Linked DNA regions of Homo sapiens: region 1 is linked to region 2. A link is a loop called in an ENCODE intact Hi-C map of the cell type or tissue named here. Cell type or tissue: spleen. All regions are shown on one strand. Links, peaks and the distances in the headings refer to the core of each region. The heading gives the core; the rest is flanking DNA.

Region 1 (5,386 bases), core at 315-5,314, 140 kb before region 2:
AGAGGCCTGCCGCTAGTGTCCTCCGCTATGGCAAGAAGAAGGTCTGGTTGGACCCCAATGAGGCCAATGAAATCGCCAGTGCCAACTCCCGACAGCAGATCCGGAAGCTGATCAAAGATGGGCTGATTATCTGTAAGCCTGTGACTGTCCATTCCCAGGCTCAATGCCGGAAAAACACCTTGGCCCACCGGAAGGGCAGGCACATGGGCACGGGTAAGCGAAAGGGTACAGCCAATGCCCCAATGCCAGAGAAGGTCACGTGGTGAGCAGAATGAGGATTCTGCGCCCGCTGCTCAGAAGATACCGTGACTCTAAGAAGATCAATCACCACATGTATCATAGCCTGTACCTGAAGGTGAAGGAGAGTGTGTTCAAAGACAAGCAGATTCTCATGGAACATATCCACAAGCTGAAGGCAGACAAGGCCGGCAAGAAGCTCCTGGCTGACCAGGCTGAGGCCTGCAGGCCTAAGACCAAGGAAGCACGAAAGCAACGTGAAGAGTGCCTCCAGGCCAAGAAGGAGGGGATCATCAACACTTTGTCGAAGGACGAAGAGATGAAGAAACAAAAGCTCCCCCTTTGTCTGTACATACTGGCCTTTGTGATTACATAGATCAGCCATTAAAATAAAACAAGTCTTAAAAAAAAAAAAGGATGGGTGCGATGGCTTATGCCTGTAATACCAGCACTTTGGGAGGCCGAGGTGGGCGGATCACCTGAGGTCAGGAGTTTGAGACCAGCCTGGCCAACATGGTGAAACCCTGTCTCTACTAAAAATGCAAAAAAAAAAATAGCTGGGCGTGGTAGCGGGCACCTGTAATCCCAGCTACTCAGGAAGCTGAGGCACGAGAATCGCTTGAACCCAGGAGGCAGAGGTTGCAGTGGCGAGACCACACCATTGCACTCCAGCCTGGGCAACAAGAACAAAACTCTGTCTCAAAATAAATAAATCAATAAATAAAAGTTATCTCTGAGTAGTGGGATTAGCCTGTTAATTTTTTGAATTATACATGTCAAAATGTAAAATGTGTATTATTGGTGTATATTTTAAATCAAAGAGTATCTGTTTATGTATTTTTTTTTTTTTGAGATGGAGTCTCATTCTTGTTGCCCAGGCTGGAGTCTAATGGTGTGATCTCAGCTTGCTACAACCTCTGCCTCCTGGGTTCAAGCGATCCTCCTGCCTGAGCTTCCCAAGTAGCTGGGATTACAAGCATGCGCCACCAAGCCCGGCTAATTTTGTATTTTTAGTAGAGTCGGGGTTTCACCATGTTGGTCAGGCTGATCTGGAACTCTTGACCTCAAGTGATCCACCTTCCTCGGCCCCCCAAAGTGCTGGGATTACAGACGTGACCCACCATGCCCAGTCCAAAGAGTGTCTGTTTAAATTAAATTCTTTTTTTTTTTTTTGAGACAGGGTCTCACTCTGACACCCATGCTGGAGTGCAGTGACATGGCTTATGGCTCACTGCAGCCTCAACCTCCCAAGCTCAGGCAATTCTCCCACCTCAGTCTCTCATGTAGCTGGGACTACAGGCGTGCACCATGCCCAGCTAATTTTTGTATTTATTGTAGAGACAGGGTTTCCCTTTGTTGTCCAGGCTGGTCTCAAACTCCTGGGCTCAAGCGATCCACCTGCCTCAGCCTCCCAAAGTACTGAGATTACAGTACTGTGAGCCACTGTGCCCAGCCCTAAATTGAACTATTGAACTAGCCAATATAATTTAGAAATTTAGAATTAATTAGAAATTTATTTATTTCATTTTAAATTTTTATTTATTTGTTTTTTTGAGAGAGAGTCTCACTCTGTCACTCAGGCTGGAGTGCAGAGGTGTGATCCCAGCTCACTGCAACCTCCACCTCCTGGGTTCAAGCAATTCTCCTGCCTCAGCCTCCCAAGTAGCTGGGATTACCGGCACCTGCCACCACGCCTGGCTAATTTTTGTATTTTTGGTAGAAACGGGGTTTCGCCATGTTGACCAGGCTGGTCTCAAACTCCTGACCTCAAGTGATCCCCCTGCCTCGGCCTCCCAAAGTGCTGGGATTACAGGCATGAGCTCCCAGCCTTATTTATTTATTTGTTTATTTATTTATTATTTTGACAGGCTCTCTCTCTGTCAACCAGGCTGGAGTGCAGTGGTACAATCATGGCTCATTGCAGCCTCAAACTCCCAGGCTCAAGCTATCCTCCCACTTGGCCTCCCAGAGTGCTGGGATTACAAACGTTAACCACTATGCCTGGCTAGAAATTTAGAATTAATTTAGGATTTTGCTTAAACCAACTATTTTCTCCTAAGCGAATGCAGGACCAACTTTTTTTTTTTCCCGAGACAGAGTCTCACTCTGTTGCCCAGGCTGGAGTGCAGGGTGCAATCGCGGCTCACTGCAACCTCCACATTCTGGGTTCAAGTGATTCTCATGCCTCAGCCTCCCGAGTAGCTGAGATTACAGGCATGCGCCACCACGCCTGGCTAATTTTGTATTTTTAGCAGAGACGGGGTTTCTCCATGTCTCGAACTCCTGACCTCAGGTGATCCGCCCGCCTCGGCCTCCCAAAGTGCTGGATTGCAGGCGTGAGCCACCGCGCCTGGCCCATGCAGTAGATATTTATAAAGGGCCTCCTATGTGCCAGGTGAGGTAAGTCAGAGAACTCCCAGCGCTGGGGCCTGAGCCACTGAGTGAGTGGCGAGCCATTAATGGGTACAGGAAGGCCAGGAGTTAAGTCACACTTGGGCTGAGAGTGGTGGAGTCAAGAGGTCGGGTTGGGAAGTGCTAAATTTAAAATGCCCATTATATATCGTCTAAGGGTCTGAATGCAGGCGCCCAGGAACTCAGGGGAGAGGGTGGGATGGAAAGAAAAATCCTGGCAGTCAGTCAGTGAACACTGGTCCCCAGAGCCTGCCCGGATTTGAGTTACTGTCAGTATTTGGGTTCAAACCCTAAAAGCTGAGGAGCTGATCCTGACCTGGAGATCCGTTTCAGCAGGGATGTGTCTGTCTCCGTGCTGACTCTTAGTGAGGTTTAGAATAGTGTGACAAACTCAGAGTTACAGCAGAGGGCGCTGTCAATCTAAAGTCCTAAAGCGCAGGAAAGGTTTGTGATATGCTGGGTGGATTTCAGCTTAAAACATAGTAAAATAATTGAGAAAGGGTCTACACCATATCTTGGCTTATAACCTGAAATAAAACAGAATCTGTAATATTTTACCTTGAAATATCACTGTGTCCTGAAATGCAAATAAGACAAATAACACATATTAAAGAACAAATTAATGATTTACATGACCATGTGATTGTAGTTTATAATCTTATAAGAGTTCTTTAAATTCACAGGAGTCAGCACAGAGCTGATATTTTAGGGAAAACATATTGTATGCCACATTATACACATACACACAGAGTACAATTCTGATTTTTTTTTTTTTTTTTTTTTTTTTTTGAGACAGAGTCTCGCTCTGTAGCCCACGCTGGAGTGCAGTGGCGCGATCTCGGCTCACTGCAAGCTCTGCCTCCCGGGTTCATGCCATTCTCCTGCCTCAGCCTCCCGAGTAGCTGGGACTACAGGCGCCCGCCACCACGCCCGGCTAATTTTTGTATTTTCAGTAGAGACGGGGTTTCACCGTGTTAGCCAGGATGGTCTCGATTTCCTGACCTTGTGATCCGCCCGCCTCGGCCTCCCAAAGTGCTGGGATTACAGGCATGAGCCACCGCACCCTGCCCAATTCTGATCCTTTTTAAGAGTTAAGAATAGATGAAATATAGACATTGTGATTGCAGTAAACATGTTAATTGACAAGTGATAGCAAGTTTTTCCTCACTATCAGGCGAAGCAAAGTAGTCCTGGTGATACAAGCTACTTGTAGGACTTAAATGGCATGAACCGAAGGAAAACAAAGGACAAATAGTGAATAGGTGCCAATTCAAGATTTAAAAATAATTTTTTTTTTATGACCAGGCGTGGTGGCTCATGCTTGTAATCCCAGCACTTTGGGAAGCTGGGAGGTAGGAGGATTGCTTGAGCCCTGGAGTTTGAGACCAGCCTGGGCAACACAAGGAGAACCCCATCTCTACAAACGTTAAAAAAAATTAGCCAGGTGTGGTGGCTCATGCATGTGGTCCCAGCTACTTGGGAGACTGAGGTGGGAGGATCACTTGAGCCCAGAGGGTCAAGGCTGTGGTGAGCTGCTGAGATCATGCCACTGTACTCCAGCCTGAATGACAGAGTGATACTCTGTCTAAAAAAAAAAAAAAAAAAAAAAAAGGAAAAGATAGCCTGATAGTACTGATGAAACACTTAGAACAGTGCCTGGTACACAGAAGGCACTCAATAAATGCTAGTTCCTTTCTTCCTTTGCTCCATTTATTTCATTTTCTTTTCAATTTACTTCTAATAAAAATATTATGTTTCCGGCTGGGCACGGTGGCTCATGTCTGTAATCCCAGCACTCTGGGAGGCCAAGGCAGGCGTATCACCTGAGGTCAGGAGCTCGAGACCAGCCTGGCCAACAAACATGGTGAAACCCCGTCTCTACTAAAAATACAAAAATTAGCCGGGCGTGGTGGCCAACACCTGTAATCCCAGCTACTCGGGAGGCTGAGGCAGGAGAATTGCTTGAACCCGGGAGGTGGAGGTTGCAGTGAGCTGAGACCACACCATTGCACTCCAGCCTGGGCAACAACAGTGAAACTCCGTCTCAAAAAAAAAAAAAAAAGTGTTTGCCACAAAGATTAGTAACATTAAGTATCATTCTCTATTATTGATTTGAGATGTTAGGAATGCAAAAGATAAAAAGTAGGGGCTCTTGGCAGATAGAAAGTAAACTTCCAATTGAGAACTCACTCTGTGGGTTTGTTATCGCTGCTGTTTGTTTTTGATAATGTGCAATTATAGAAATTTACAAAGATCCTTTTAAGAGGGCAATGTCCTGCTTTCAGAGTCAGTTTGCTTAGGCATAGATCAGCTCATAGACTCTCTGTCGCCTTGCTATTGAATTAGGGCTATATTTTTGACAAGTACAGCAGCCGTATCGTCACTTTAATCACCCAATAATCCACTGTGTCTCTTTATGCTAATAAATAAAACATCCTTCGTTAAATATTTCCTAGTAAGCAATCGAAGACCTGTAATCTCCACCCCTATATGTTACAAAGTAAAATGATATAACAGTAATAAAATCAAATCAAATCATGTCTAGGAGTTTTATAGACAACTAATAGCTGCAATTGAAAAGTGCAATCAGATACCAATTGAAGGGTACTTTTTTCTTTAATATAATGTACTATGCATATTTCACTAACTGTCTCATGATGTCAAATGAATTTAACAAGATGATTATGTAGGTCAAATTACTTAGTAAGTTCTTTTAAGAATGGCTTTTAGACCTATT
Region 2 (5,386 bases), core at 222-5,221:
GTGAGGACTATGTACATATGAGTAGGAAGAAGAGAATGGGAGCCCTTAGGTAGAAGAAGCACAGATCTAATTGCTTTCACTGAGATCTTCTCTATGAATTTCTAAGGTCCACATCAGATAAATTAAAAATCAAAGGCATTAATGATGTGACACTGCCTTACAGGATACCAAATATGAAAATGTGAAAAGTATCAAGTTTGCTTCTTTACAATATCTATCCATCCATCCATCCGTCCGTCTGTCCGTCCGTCCATCTATTCATCAGTTGTTAATACCAGAAGGCAAAAGAATTTTCATTAAAAGTGTTAGGAGACAAGGGTTTGGGGATGTGGTTCCAGAATAGAAATAGCTTGCCAGTTCAGAGCTTAAAGGTACTCCATGAATATGTAAACATCTGGACCTTTGTTCACAAGGGGACTGCTGCTGGAAGCCTTTCCTCTTATGTCTGGCAAATGCCTATCCATCTTTCAAGGCTTTGCTCAACTTTCACTTCTCTTGAGAAGCTTTCTATATCTTGCAAAAAGCACTGCTCTTTTTCCCATACATGCTCATATAGCCCTTTGCATGCATCTCTGTTATAACGCACTGACATTTTATTGTTTATTAGTCATGTGTGATCAACTAGAGAGTGGGCTTCTAAAGAGCAATCATTTTATTCATTCTTTCATTCCTTTTGTCTGGCACAGAAATAAAACTAAAAAAAAATAGCTTGCTGAACAGTGAATTTTCAGCTTTACTTTCTTCTCTATTTCAGTTTGCCCAAAATGATACTGCCAATTACTTTCTTCTTGAAAACAATTCTGATTTTCTTAGTCAATCAAAACCATTAGTTTCTTTATACTACCTATGGAATAAGGGTCTAAATTCCTTAGACTGATATTCAAGAGTCCCAAACAAACTACATTTCCAACCATGAAATGAGTGGTATATGTAACAAAACATCTTCACTACTGACTCCCTAAACCTGATGCCTAGGCCAACCGAAAACCTGTATTTCTTCCTATTTCCATATGGTCCAATCCTACTTATTTGGTTAAGACCCAAGGAAACACCTTCACCTTTCCAGAGAGCCCTTCCTGATTCCCCAGCTAAATGCACTCACTGTCCTGTTTGTATCTTTGTTATGGTTCTTAGCACTTTCTATATTTGATTATAGTAATTTATGTAAATAAGAAACTGACTTTGTTTGGGGTAGTATCTATACTCCTCATGAACCTAGCACAGCCCTTAGCCCACTTTGCTGAATAAGTGAGCAAATGGGATTCCTTTGTCTCATTATGTATCAGGGAACAGAACTAACAACAGCTGTAGAGTATTTACTTTATGTCAGCCACTGTACTGGGCCCTTTACATAATCACAGAATCATGACACTTCTTACAACATACCTGTGAGATAGGTTTTATTAGTCTTGTTTTATGGAAAGCGAAATTGTGATTCTGGGATATTAAGTAGCTTACTCAAGACCCACAGTTTAAGTGGTGAATCCAGGACTGGAATCTAGGACTGTCCTATTCCAAAGTTTGTGCTCCTCTATGTATCTTGTTATCTTGCCTTGCCACTGTATAACAGCACTGACTTCCTGATTAAAAATCAGTGAGTTCAATGATCAGATTTTAACAGTTAAAAGACTGCATATGAGGAAATAATGTCATACAAATTCTTAATTTTTTTCCCAACTTCCCTCTGGATTTTTGATACTTCAGTTTAAGTATGATCTAGGAAAATTTTAAACAAGGAGATCAGATGCACTGCAAGCTAAGGTGTTTTCTTATTGTTGCATTCCCATCATAGGGGCAAAGAAGTATGTCAATGATCTTCCTTCAATTCTCCAGCCCTGGAAACCATTTATCAAGATGGTTGCTGTGTAGTTTCAGGCAATTTAGTTTTGGAAGGACAGAGTGAAAAGCAATGTAGTTTGTGTGGCAGTTAATGCAGTCAGTGTTTATAGAAATGTTTTTGAATTAAATAGCTAACCACTAAAATAGCATTTTATCAAATAATCGCCATAAATAAAATGCATTTTGACTTTAAGATGACATGTGCTCTTACAGGATGTTTCTTCTGCATGCTAAGGATTGTATAACAAATTAAAGAACACACATTTATGTGGATAAAAGGCAAATAAACTTTCCCCAGCAGTAATGTGGAAATCATCACTGACGGTTTGACATATCAATATTTCAGGAAAAATAAATGACTTTCATATCCATGGCATTTTTTTATCATACTTATTCATTTTTGCATTACTTGAATACTTTGAAAAGAATCTGTACTTTATCACCTGAAACTGCTTAAAGTATTTCAAAATATTTTAATAAAGCTTTTTGAATTATCAAATAATATAACTTTTAAACAAATTTTACTATTATTATAAATATTTGCTCTTCATCCCTCGCCCAAAGGAAAACTATAAATCTTGTCTCAACTGAATGAACACCATTTATCATATTCATTTTGTTGTCAATACAATTATGAAAAGCCCTTGGCCTTTTCCCAAGGAAGCTGATTTGCTACTGAAACTCAATTATTATAAGCAACGCCAGTACCAAACCACCCCATTTGGCAATCTAACACAGCTTCTGGCATAACTGACACTTCTCTCCGCCCCTGACCCTGATAACTTCAACATCTATGGTCAAATGGAGGAGACAAAGGTTTCTAGTTCACAAGAAAACATTAAGTCCCAAGATTTTCCGTTTGCTATTTTCTGCCATCTGCTGGACAAAAGTTTCATTTCAGAAAGGTTCCCCCGCTACCCCCAAAGGAGCTAAATAAGGAAATGGAAAACAATACAGTATCTTCTCTAAATTTTGGGCAGTATCAATTACGGCAGATAGTTCTTCTTTGACACTGAGGGGAAGGTTTCTGACCTTGACTCTTGGTTGAAACTGTTGAAGAGAAAAACATGAAATGTTAATCACTAGATAGCCTAGAGTTGTAGACTGGTTTCAAGATCACCATCGATATTACAGTGCCCAAAGTAGACTTTTATTATTTTTCAAATAATGAAAATTTTGATTTTGAGAGTTGCTCTTTATGTTTAGAGAAATAAAAGAGTCAAGCTGGGTGCAGTGGAGCACACCTGTAGCACCACAGTCCCAGCTAGTCAGGAGGCTGAGGTGGGAGGATCGCTTGAGCCCAGGAGTTTGAGTCCAGCCTGAGCAACATACAAGACCCCGTATCTTAAAAATTAAAAAAAAGGCAGAAATAAAAGGGTCATATATAATTCCAGTTTAACTGTCACTGTTAAGAGAATTTTAAGACTTTCCATGTTGAAATTTCATAATCTCTGTACATATTATATGTAGATAAAAACCATGTGCATGATTACTCAATGACATAAAAATTTTATCTGTAACCCTTCTCTGGGTACATAAATCTGATGAAGTATATTTTAATAATAATTAAAGATATGTCAGTATCAAATTAATGTTTAAAAATTTTTATAATATGTAGAGTTCTCCCTAAAACATGCCTAGATCCCCTATTAGTTATATTTTTGGCCATAACTGTGGCATAGTAGTTGACAGTTACCTTTAAGAAGTTTCTATTGCAATTTAATTTACAGGAAACTTTGGATAAGGAGGGTTTAAAAAAAGTAACTGAGAAATAGTTTAGATTAAAAAGTAAATTAGCTTTCAGATTATATAATTTTTTTCACATGCTCTGATGGTTTCATGCATAAAAGACATGAAAGCATTATATAACACTTAGATGACTTGCATACAATATCACTTCCTGCTGGGATCAAACATAAGTCATACAACACTATTAGAACAATATTAACGACCATTTACAACTACCAAAAATGTGCCAGACATTATACAGAGTACACTTTACCTATTTTAATGGTTACAATATACCATGATACTGAATTGTATCTGTTTTCAAATGAGAAAACCAAGACTCAGACAGGTGAAATGACTTGCCAAGGTTCACAACACAGTAAATGAAGAGCTGGGATTTTAAGCCGGGTCTGTCTATCACCAAAGTCTATGCTCTTTTAACTCTTACATGATAAGGCATTTCTGTGGGGGGTTTTTTTTTTTTTTCCTGTCTGTACTAACCCTTGGCAAAGGTCAATTCAAATTTTACACCAAATGACAAACCTTGACTTATTTATTTTTCCCTTTCCATGTCCATTCATTATCTTCATGATAATGAAAAACTGTGGCATGATGGGTTAGGCCTTGAAGAGATAAAATGATCTTCCCAGCCTTGCTAATTGAGATGGAGATTCAAATCTCCCCTCAAAAATGTCAAATGGTAGGATTCATTGATCCCTAAAGATGTTAGCCAGATTATCCCTTCAACTCCAACATAAACAATCATTTGGGGGAAGTCATTTTTAAGTTATCAATATTTAACGGCACCAAAAAAGTGACTTCTCTGAGCTGGGTCTCCAAATACTGTGCTCAGTTATCTGCTCTGCTGCCACTGTGCTGTAATTTTTAGCTGATTACACATTAGTTCATTTAGCTTTGTTTCCTCTTCCCTACTGTGCCATACTATTAAACGAAAGCGAGGGGCCTGGCATCCCTCTGTGCACAGAGCTGGTATTGTCACAGTGTAATAAGGATACATCCAGTCAAACAGCATGGTGTAGCTGGTCTTTGTGTTCAGTGCAAAGGCAATCCCTCGAAGATCTCTTGCCAGCCCGATCAACATACGCTGTCAGTGGGAAAGAGACACAGTAATTGATTTTCACGTTAGCGCAGAGCAGATGGAGTAATAATCAGGCAATAATGACCACATATCTGATTTTGATTCATTAGCTAAAATGTCTCGTTCAGACCTCTTTCTACAGAAAAGCACAGACTCTTTAAACAGACCATCAAATCTGCTGATCAACTCCACTTTACTTCTTATAAATTTAGCTAAGTCATAATTCCAGTAGTGTAGCTAAGCATTTAGAGTCTTAATATACTTTGTTTCTGAATAATGCCAAATCTGAAAAAAAAGATGAGGATTGATAATTACACAAAACAGATATGTACAGGGTCTAGACATTATTTAATAACAGCAAATCTTGAACATCGGCTTGCATGCAAGCGGCCCCACAACATAATTTAGAGTCTATCCTAGAAAGGCACTGGCATTTAAAAATTCCTAATGAATATCCTTAATAACTTCAGGACAAAATAAAACTGGCCAAGTGACCTACATGTACTATGATATACGCAGAATGGCAGTCACATTCCCCAAGTGAGGAAGATGTAAGGAAAAGAGTTCTATATTTGATGTCATAAGACTCGAATTTGAATCCCAGCTTTAAAACTTAAGGCAAGGCAATTTATCAGGCTTACTTTTGTCATCTATAAAAGGGGCTAATAATGCATTTCTCACAGAGGCACTGTGCCAAATAAATGTGATAAATTTATGTGA

The links. A loop is a pair of places that touch in the nucleus more often than their neighbours do. Peaks named below come from ENCODE experiments on the same cell type or tissue, not always from the same donor. Only the 100,000 strongest peaks of a DNase experiment are listed, where the experiment ranks them.
Region 1: a loop joins it to region 2, with 7 times the contacts of the local background. A loop is called at or near these places in 74 of 110 quality-filtered maps.

The regions. Positions count from the first base shown.
Region 1 is chr5:171,340,223-171,345,608 of GRCh38, reverse strand. It overlaps the pseudogene RPL19P10. Among named protein-coding and RNA genes, the nearest start is that of SNORA70J, 23 kb to the left of the region's middle. In spleen, for the core only: a CTCF peak has its summit at 3,036 (motif pointing right); no DNase peak of the experiment used is centred there; H3K27me3 peaks cover 3,430 bases.
Region 2 is chr5:171,204,810-171,210,195 of GRCh38, reverse strand. RANBP17 (RAN binding protein 17) reads right to left here. Exons shown (of 28, transcript NM_022897.5): 20 at 4,584-4,672. Among named protein-coding and RNA genes, the nearest start is that of TLX3, 100 kb to the left of the region's middle. In spleen, for the core only: a CTCF peak has its summit at 2,756 (motif pointing left); no DNase peak of the experiment used is centred there.